Linked DNA regions of Homo sapiens: region 1 is linked to region 2. The links are chromatin loops, found by intact Hi-C in ENCODE. Cell type or tissue: heart right ventricle. All regions are shown on one strand. Links, peaks and the distances in the headings refer to the core of each region. The heading gives the core; the rest is flanking DNA.

What was found. A loop is a pair of places that touch in the nucleus more often than their neighbours do. Peaks named below come from ENCODE experiments on the same cell type or tissue, not always from the same donor. Only the 100,000 strongest peaks of a DNase experiment are listed, where the experiment ranks them.
Region 1: it touches region 2 in a loop (4-fold over the local background); 50 of 110 quality-filtered maps call a loop at or near these places.

The regions. Positions count from the first base shown.
Region 1 is chr6:68,632,331-68,640,027 of GRCh38, reverse strand. ADGRB3 (adhesion G protein-coupled receptor B3) reads right to left here and starts at 4,746. Exons shown (of 32, transcript NM_001704.3): 1 at 4,028-4,746; 2 at 2,466-2,637; 3 at 596-1,367. The coding sequence starts at 1,352. LOC127898563 reads right to left here and starts at 4,138. Exons shown (of 1, transcript NM_001414704.1): 1 at 4,061-4,138. The coding sequence starts at 4,138. The coding sequence ends at 4,061. ADGRB3-DT (ADGRB3 divergent transcript) reads left to right here and starts at 5,704. Exons shown (of 2, transcript NR_125872.1): 1 at 5,704-5,843; 2 at 6,972-7,365. RefSeq lists a silencer at 4,798-5,007. In heart right ventricle, for the core only: a CTCF peak has its summit at 1,551 (motif pointing left); a DNase peak (open chromatin) is centred at 1,558; H3K4me3 peaks cover 1,527 bases; H3K27ac peaks cover 606 bases.
Region 2 is chr6:68,966,853-68,969,352 of GRCh38, reverse strand. The region is part of intron 8 of ADGRB3 (adhesion G protein-coupled receptor B3); the gene reads right to left. Among named protein-coding and RNA genes, the nearest start is that of ADGRB3, 330 kb to the right of the region's middle. RefSeq lists an enhancer at 982-1,276. In heart right ventricle, for the core only: a CTCF peak has its summit at 1,105 (motif pointing right); a DNase peak (open chromatin) is centred at 1,062.

The DNA of each region.
Region 1 (7,697 bases), core at 1-2,500, 330 kb after region 2:
CAAATAAAATTCCAGACCAGGGGAGAAGGGGGGTACACCTGCCTTCATGTGTCAGGAAGTCATTTGGTCCAAACAGGCAAACTATTAAGTTTGCACTACCTTTTAGTCAAGATGCCCCAAGATCAGACCTGGAAATGGGTGGGGAGTGAGAGGGAAGGACTCCGTGGGGATAGGAGAGAGGAAGTAAAGTGGACGTTTTGCTGGGCTGGAACAGAAGGGAGATGTCTATAAATCCACTTCACATGTGGGGCGTGTGTGTGTCACCATGAGGGGCTGCAGCCTGAATAAAGAAACCCCTCTCCCTCCTCACCAATCTCTAGTGCATGCTGGCTCTAGGTTTCTGCATCTTTCTCCTGAAAATTCCACCCTCACTTCCAGCGCATGCTGCTGAGCTATCCAGTCCTCACCGCCCTCTCTAAAACCTTGAAACCTAAAACTAGCTCAAGAGACCTTTATCAGTGAATAGCACAAATCAAATGAATCAAAAAGTGACAATAAAGGATAAATAATTAGGCCTGTGTGTTGAAACAGCACGTTTTAACTCCATCCCCCAAAAGTGCTCCCCCGCTCACCTTCCCCTCTCTTTGGCACTTACCTTCTTTGGGTGGTCGCTTGGCCTCCCTGGTAAGATTGCAGACTTGGGTGGTTTGCAGCTCCTGGGTCAGGCAGCCCTCTGTCTGCTCATTCAGGGGTAACACCACGTTATTTAACAAAATCAGCGACTGGTCGTCGATCCCCCACTCTCCCAAATGCTGAGGGCAGGTGCATTTTGTATACATGATCCCACATGATTCTGTTCTCCCATTTTCTGATTTTAAGCAGCTCTCCAACCAAGTACATAATACATGGCAACCAAACTGGCTTGGGCTGACCTTGTTCAATACCAAAAACTCAAAAAAAGATTTCTGATCTTCTTCCCCTTTTTTCTGTAATCCTGGGAAATTAGTTGGAAATACTCGACGTATTTGAATAAAATTTTTATCATACTGTAGAAAAACGAAAGCATTCTTGGAATTGCAGAGTTGCATTATAGAATGATTCTTTCTTAAAAGATCCTTTATTTTTTCATGGGAAAAATGATCAAACTGATAAGCCAGGAGTGAAAAGTTAGAGCAGCTAAGGTCCTTTTTGGAAAATTTCAGGTAAATGCTATATTTGGTTGGATCTGGATTTTCCAGCGTCCAAGTGCAGTTTGTAAAGTTTTTAGGAAACATTTCACTTACAGAATACGATCCATAAATGACTCCCTTCACCAAAGTTGAACACCAGAAGTCTTGGGCAGCATTAAATCCAAACATAACCAGGAGATAGGTGGAAAATATATAAATCAGCAGGTTACGAACAGCCTTCATCCTATGTCATTTGGCCTGTAAAAATGGCAATGAAAGTAAAATGCAAGTAGGAGTCTACGTGCATTGAGAAAATAAACTCCTTTCAATATTACAGCCAGCTGTTTTCAAGATTTCAGTAAAAAGCCCTTTTTAAAAGAAGGGCAGGTAATTTTTATTTTATAACACAGGAAAATTATCTGTTGCTGTGTGAACAGCGCCCTCATGTGGCCATTCACAATGGTCAAATTCGCAACATTCAATTTAAAAATAACATTTAATAGATTATTAATAGGAATGCCCTAACTTATCTACTAGGATATCCTCCACGTCCATTATCATTCTATCGAATGAAAAGGGAAAACATGGAGTTTTAAAACGTCATAATGTAAATGTTAATTGTCGAAATAGTATTAATCAGTCTATAGTCTATACAACCTTTTCTCTCTCTGTCCTCTGCGGTAAACACTATCATACAAAATCTAATCTGATAATCTGGGAACAGCTGTCATCACATTATTTCTCTCCTCTTAAACGTGAAAAGTAATGATGATAAATTATGGCCACAATTTTAAAAGCACAAATAATAATTTATTACAGATGGAACATCATCTCCCAAATGCCCCACTTGCCTTTGCAGGGGCCACCATGTGAACTGCTCAGAAATTCCTTTGCAAAAACATGGGCATTCATGTGGATTAGTTAATTTTAAAACCATCATTTGAGAAAGGGCATAGATGGATAAATACATAGGGAAGACTTGTTGTTCAACATCACCATTGAGAACCAGGATTTAGGGCAGTCATTTCAATGTGACATGCCCTTTTGGGATACATAAAGTGGATCACTGTATTAGTATCTGTATCCAAAGGTGATATCAGTTAAAAAAAAAAAAAATCCAGAACCATAGTAATTGAGCTGGTTTCAGTCTTTTAATTTTTGAAAAATTATCTTATCAACTGTAATTTAAGGCTTACACATGGTAATAAAATACATTAACATTTTTGTTCCTAGCAGATTTCAATTATTAAATTGCTCCCTTTCCAACAACAACTCCAAAGCTCCTCTTTTCTTTTCTTTTCTTTTTTAATTTTAACCCTGGCTTTGGATAATAAAGTAGTCCTTGGTTATATTTACCTCTGTAAGTTGTTATCCAAAAATAACTTGAATATTTTTCAGCTTTAACCTTTAAGAAGTTATTTCTTAGAATAAATGACACTGCTTTTGTTTGTTTGTTTAGCCTTTGAGCTGATAAAAGTGATGCCAAGTTAATTTTAAAAGTCTTTAGGCTGCAGTCTCTTCCACTGTTCTGTAAACAGAGACAGACATACAGACATATAGATAGTTAAGAGTTTTCATGCCTTTGCCTGGGTCTTCTCTGAATCAAAGGATAAAACCCTCTTCCTTCCCATTGCATAACACACACCAACGCATGCACACCAAATCCAGTGACCGAAGTCCCTGAAGATAGATCTGCATTTTCCAGATTATAATTCAAATTCTATGTCTTGATATAGGCAAACACAGCCCCAACTCTAAATCTCTATATAGCAGCAGTTTAAAATAACATCAGAACTGCTGGGACCATCAAAACAGTGTTCTCTGTTTCAAGCAAATAGCTCAATGAATAATGCATTTTCTTCATGAGAAAATAAAGCCAATGAGCATTTAAAGGTTAAAAAAAAACAGAGAAAGTTGTAAGAAATTCTGGAAATAATTTCCTTTTTTTTTTTTTTTTTTTGGTGTTGCACTTTGCAGGCAATGCAGGTCTGCGCAGTGTTCTTCAGGATAGAGTGTAGGCGTTGAGAGCCAATGTGACAATAAGTGTCTAAATTAGGAATTCCATCCATGAAAGGGGACTTCATTTTATAATCAGGAACTCAAAAAGAGGTCGTATGTCTTTTCCTAATGAAATTGGTACTTTTGCTTTCATTTATTTGACAGTGCATGTCTGCAATGCCGTGCTCATCAATGATCAGAGAGTGAGGAAATAGCTCTGAATTCACTTTAATGCCTGCTCAAGAGAGCGCACTCAATATAATGCTCTTTATTTTTAATCAGTCTGGAGTACACAGTCTTATTTTGTTCTAAATAATAAAAAATAAATCATTACCCTCACCCCCCTTTGGACTGCAGGGCCCGTTCAAAAAGCCGTGTTTCCCTCTTAAAGAAGGGGTGGGGGCGGGGGCAAAGGCTGGCCACGGAGGTGTCAAGGATGTTTTATTTATTTATTTATTTATTTATTTATTTATTTATCTCTTGCTGAGAAGCAAACCAGCATTGAGTTTAGCTATTCTCAAAACTGATTTTCTGGGTGACACTTTAGTTTAGTCGAACATAGACGGCGCCATCACTCCACAGATTTTTCCCCCCAATAGAAGACCCACTGCCTTCTCTTAACTTCCTTTTAACCTAAAATTTTCCCCTCATAAAATTACCCCAATCACACAAAACTGCCAGATTTTCTAGGTCTCTCCGCTTATTCCTTCTGACCCAGCACATCTCTTGAAAACCAGACTTCTCTAACTTTTCAACTGCGGCGTTTAAGTAAATGCAGACAGTCGGATCTGCTCACAGCCTCCCCATCCGCCAGCAACAGCCTTTCCTTTCATTTTCCTCCCTTCTCAAACATTAAGCCCAAAGCTCCACGGTGGCGACCCCCGGCAGAGAAAAGGTGACCCCTGGACCCCCTTCCTTACCTTCCACTCCGAAAGCTCAGGGAGGCTCTTGCTCTAAGACACCAGCACAGGCACGCGTCCCAGCAACAGTGACGGAGAGACTCCCCTTCGGTCCCAATCACCGTTGCCCATTTTCCCCGGCTCAGCTTCCAAAATCAGGATTTATTTTTAAAAATGCATACATACGAAAAGCAAAAGGTGGGGGGTGGGAACCAAAGGGGGGTCGATGAGAGAGAGGAAAAAAAAGCCAGCAGGAGCCCAGAACCTTGCGCCGTATCCAACTGAATCCAACCTCCAAACCGAGGGGGGCTAAAGGGAGGGAGAAGCCCCCCCAAGGGAGACTCTAAGGAACCCCCCAAAATGTAAGTGGCTTAATAGCAAAGATTTGTTTCATAAAAGCTACCCCCAACAAACCAAGAAGCAAAGAAAGCGCTGAGACGAGAAGTGACCGGCGGCGGCGGCGGCTGCTATGGCAGATTTGTTGGGGCGGTGGGTTTATTACAGGAGTATTCGTGGTCGGATCGGAAGGCTCAAGCTTATGCTTTTTCCTCTTTCCGCTTTCCTCCCTCCTCCTCCTCCCCCCTGCAGGTACTGATGGACGGACGGCGACTAAGGAGAGCGGGGAAAAAAATCCTTGGCTGGTGATGTCGGAAAGCTGTTTGAATGCCCAGCGAGGAGGGAGGCGCGAGAGGGAGCGAGATAGTAAAGCTCTGTCTCGGGTGTGCGCGCCGGCGCGCAGTGCTCGCTCTCCCTTGGGCGCGCGCGCGGGGGGTGCGCGTGTCCCGGGAGCGCGTCCGCGCGGCGGCCTCCCGCGTGCTCGTGTGCGCGCGCGTCCCGGGTGCCGCGCGCCCTTCTTATGCACAGCTGCGGTGCGCCCCGCCGCCCGCCAGAGGCTCGGCTCGCGCGGCGCGGCCGCTGCGACTTCCTGGAGTTCTGCCTGCCGGGGGCGCGGGCGGGTGTGTGAGAGAGAAGGCGAAGGGAGCCGCGGGGTGGGAGAGGAGGGAGTCCCGGCGGGAGGGCGGGGGAGAGGCTGGCGGGAGGGGGGCTCCACGGAGCTCCAGCCAGGGCCGCGGTTCGCCTGCACGTCACGGCTACTCAAACCCAAGCACGTCCCGAAAGCGGTATTTTCTGCGTCTGGGAGGTTTTTGCATCCTCAGTTCCCACCGCTGGGGCTGGCGGCGACCAACTGTAAGAGAAACTCACTGGGAGGCGAGGCAGGGGGGTGCGGAGGATGGGAAGGCGACTCTGAAGGGTGGGAAGTGAATGCTGGACTTGATCGTCTTTCTCTTTCTTTCAGCGCAGACCTGTCGCAGCCAGAGAGCTGTCATTTCAGTACCGGGATTCAGAATTGATCCAGTCCGCAGCGGAGGGGGCACATCCCAGCTACCGAGCTGCTGAGTGTCTCTGGCTGGAACAATAGTATTTTTTTCTCTGCGAGGCTGCAATTAACATCTTATTTGTTCTGGCTCCATACAGGCTTTGTCAGGATCGCGGTGCGGCGACCGACGTTGGGCTCTTGCATTGCTTTGTGCTTGGCAATGGAATCATGGTTTCGGGGTCTAAACTTTTGTTTCGTTTTGTAGTCTTAATGTATCTGATTCTTTTTCAAGTTTCCCTAGTAACAGGTTTGGGGACGGGGTGGGAAGAAGCGAGAAAAGGGGTGAAGAGAAAAAACCAGATTATATAGAAAGGAAAAAGGGAAAAGGGATGTTTCCCCACCTTTTAATCTAACTATCTATCTGTCTGTCTATCTATCATCATAGATAGTCATTTTGCCTCCTGGACAGTTGGCTGACGAAGTGTCTGATAAACCAGCTTCAGATACATGCTACAAAAGGTCATTCGCCTCCTGATTATGTTTCTACTTGTAAACGCAGTTGGTGGTTTGCAAAACAAGTGCTAAAATAGTGCAGTGATGTGGTGGGAGGAAACCATAATGGGTAATTCATATAAAGTGCTGGAATCTTCGTAAGGGTGAGTTTCTCGAGCGGCAGGTGAAGTTGAATAAAGCAATTTTCCATCATTTGTTCCCCTCACTCTTGCATTTTTTTCCTCCGCTTGTTTCTCTCCCCTGGGGCGATTATGGATAGCCAAGAACACCATTTTAAAAGAGATTGATAGTGAAAACAGGAAGTTTATGGTCTGTTATCCACTGGAGTTGTTTGAAATATTAAAATTGGTCCTTTACTTCTTAATGCATATTAATAGAGTGACCCTCTTCAAGGCTTTCCCGTCTTAAACGAATGCCTGGGATAAACACTGTAAGGGGAAACAGTTAATAATTCCCCAGCAGGCTTTAACTATTTTCCCAGTAACAAATCACCGGCAAGAGAGCAGCCTGGGTGGCATTTTGGTTTTGTGTCATTTTGGTTCTTTACAATATTTTTTATTCATTTAAGGAAATGTTAAAAGGAAATAATTAGGGTTTATGTCCAGAACAAATTTTGAAACACCGTTTAAGCAACACATTTTCTTTTAAAAACAAAGAACATTGAGCAACACAAAGGAGAAAAACATTTTATTTATTTCAACTTCCCTAGAGATCGTAATTATGATTTTCGCAAGGCAATTTGGTCAGTTCTGTTACTTTATCCAGAGGAAAAAAAAGCATGACAGATGTGGAATAAAAACGGAGGAAAAAATGCTTTGGATGGTTTATACATAAAAAGGAAAGAATGTAATGTGAGGTTCAGTTATACCTCTATTTTGCATCTAGTGATTTCTCATATTATCTTGTAACACTGATTTTGATGTTTCTTAGAAATTCTTAAAGTCATGACACAGTGGCATAAGAATAACAGCTGAAAGGGACAATTTAAAAGCCTAAATCCTAAATGGAAAGGTTCACTTACTCCCAGGATCATTTATATTCAAGTAGAAGTCAGGGCAGGGTCAGAAAAGAAAGCCACCCTTAATAAAGCGCTTCACCCTTCACATTGTTTCTCATAACCTTCATAAATTGCAGGCTACTGAGCTGGCCTGATGATGATCCTTCTGAGATATATTTATAGCAGATGATTTGTGGATGATAACTACGCCAAGCAAGACACTGTCTCCAGTAACCCCAGGCTCGTCTGACTTCCTCAGGGGATTATAATAAAGAATCACAAAAAGAACCCTATATGGACAGTCTGGTCTCTGGACACTAACAACAGCACAATCCAAAGGCAAAGAAAGGAGGAACCACCTTGTTTCATGTCTGCAAGCTGCTCCATATGAAAGCATTGCTGACATGTTGACCCAACAGCAAAAAGAGAGCAGCAGTTTACACACCCTCAGCTCTCTGTCCTTTCCTTTCTATTGATGTTGGTCCACTTTTATGACTGAATACATATTAAAATCACCATTTCAAATTATAATTATCTGCTTTCATTGGTCTCTTTCACAAGTCTATGTCTATATTTATGTTTACATATATAAACACATATACACATATTTTATACATACATATGTATATGTATGCACGCATTATTTGTAAGTACACATACACGTGTGTGTATATATATGTATATGATATGTATATGTGTATTTCAGTTGATACACATATATTTGCTTGGGAAGTTTCACTACATTGCTTTGTATTTCTCTTTTATAAGGTAATGCATTTAATTCCAAAACTACCACATTAATTGTATAAATTGATTATTACATAAGTTTCCTTGATGATTTACAGAAGAACTATTGAGAGGTC
Region 2 (2,500 bases), core at 1-2,500:
AATCCACAGATGTGAAACCCATGGATATTCTTATTTTGAGGGGTAAAATTCCTATTTATCCTTAAAATGCTGCTTAAATGATGTATTCTCCAATAACTCTTTCCTAATATCTCAGTTATTGAATATATGAATATTATAGCCCTTCTCACAACAGATTGAAAATACTTGGTTATATCTGTGAACCTCCCCAATTCCCCAGTGTTGCTTTTTAGACTAGCCAGGTTTTACTTTATCTTTTTAATCTGTTGTAATGAACTACAGTGGTATCTAGTATACAGTATGTGTTCAAAACACTTTCATTAAAGAAATCACTTTTACTGGGGAAATAACATACCAGCACTGTCCAATAAAATTTTTTCAATGATAGAAATGTTTTATATTTTCACTGTTCAGTATGGTAGGTGCTAGGAAAATGTGGCTAGTGCAATTGAGAAGTGAATTTTGGATTTTATTTGATTTTAGTTAATGTACATTTAAATTGAAATAACAACTATGTTGGACAGTAGTGTAATAAATGATATTCATGTTTCTATAAATGCCAACCAAAAACTATTATAGAATACTAAAAGAAGGAGAATTAGGACAAATGTTAAAGTTCAAAAAATACATCATGAATAGGTTATTACATAATTGAATTCTAGATACAACGACTCGTCCGTTTTTAATAATGACATGGCAATAGTTAATCTAATCTGACTGTCATATTTGATTATTCTTTTTGCTCCATCCATACATCCCACTTCTGTTTATTATCTCCCTCATTATCTCTTCATTTATAATCTTTCACTTTTGCTTCACTTGTACTATCTTTTTGGTTTTCAATGCTTTGAAATTCAAATTTCCTTTAGTTCCATTGGTGAACTTTGAAACACATTTAATAAAACCTGTTGCTATAGTTGAATACTAGATTTCCTGATTCAGTCGTGACATAAGAAAACGAAGATTCAATTTGTATCATGAACTTCTTCATTTCCCTGTCGGGGTATCAGAAAGTTTTTCACACTTAGTATTATTCTGGCAAAAGGTACTTCGTTGCTCCCTGCCCCTCCCCCACGGTCAAATGTGTAGTTAGAAAATGTGGTCATTGCAAACCTTAGCCACTAGATGGCACTAGTGAGCCAGTAGGGTGAAATGTTTACTGGGCCGGCTGCGGAATCTGATGGGTTCAAAATCAAGGTGGGGAGTAAGAGTAAATATGTGAAATAAGTCAATGCTTCATTTTTTTTTTAAGGCAAATAGTTGGGGAAAAATAAAACGTCCTCTCTTCATGCAAGTACAATGTTTAATGATTAAACTAGCATCAGTTACAGCTTACCTCTCCTCTTCCTTGCTCCACTGTCACAGCTTCCCACCAGCTGCACAGGCCTTCTCCACCCTTCTTCAGTACTACAGGCCGACTGCAACCTCAGAGCTTGTGTGCAGGTTCTTTCTGCTTTGACTATCCCCCGCTTCCTCCCCCTCAAACATGTCTGCATGACTCATGTCTTTCCCGCCTTCAATCTTTTCTCAAACCTCACATTCTCAGACCCCACTGACTGCCCCTCAAACACTCCCACCCCTTCCTCTCCTTTATCTTTCTCCAAAGCACTTTCCTGTCACCTTGTAACATCTATACATGTTTTTAGCTGATTTATTTTTCTCTTTTGGCTAGATCTGTTTTTGAATTACCCTATTTCTTAAGATCGCAGAGAATGAAGATGATTTTGCAAAAATACTGTAGACGTTGTGTGTGGGGCGGGGGTGGAGGTGGGGGGTGGATCCTCTAGCAGTAGATAGCCGTGTCCAGTTAGGAGCAGAAAGATAGGGAGGTTAGCTACTACAGTTACCTTAAAAATTAGTCAAAAGATGTTTCCAGGGTATCATGTAATGACTAAGTTTGGCCTTGGAGGGCTATATCTGACTTACTAAGATCCTATAGGACCATTTTTTAGAATCCCCCAATGTGCCCTACACACATCCTCACTCTGGTTCAGGAAGAAGCTGATTAAATAGTTGTTTTCCTTTGACCAACCACATCTTTCTATTACTGAATTTTATCTTCTTAATGACTATCAGTTTGGTCTGCCTACAAACAGCCAAACAAAATGAAAAGCAAAAGTCAATAATTTTTTAAACCTAGAGATGTCAACAACTTTTTGTTTTGTTCCACAGTAAATTTATGAAGCCTTGGATTCATTGTGCTTCTTGGAGACAGAAATCCACTACACAAATTATTATTATTTTTAAAAAGGAAGATGGCAGGGGAAATCATAGATTCACAGGTGCAAACTGGTCCAGGGTTTTCAGCTTTTTAGTAGTAATGTCAAACGGTACAGCTGCTTTAACTATTTTATCAAAGGTGACTTGGCATTCTTTGAAGAGTCTATCTCAGAAAATAGGTCGATTTATGCTTATACCAAAAGCAAAATAGCTTTAGACATTAAAATAACAATTGATTTTCTGCCATCTCATCTTTATGAATTCCCCAGTAGTGGGATCTTTCTAGGTACTTCTCAGTGCC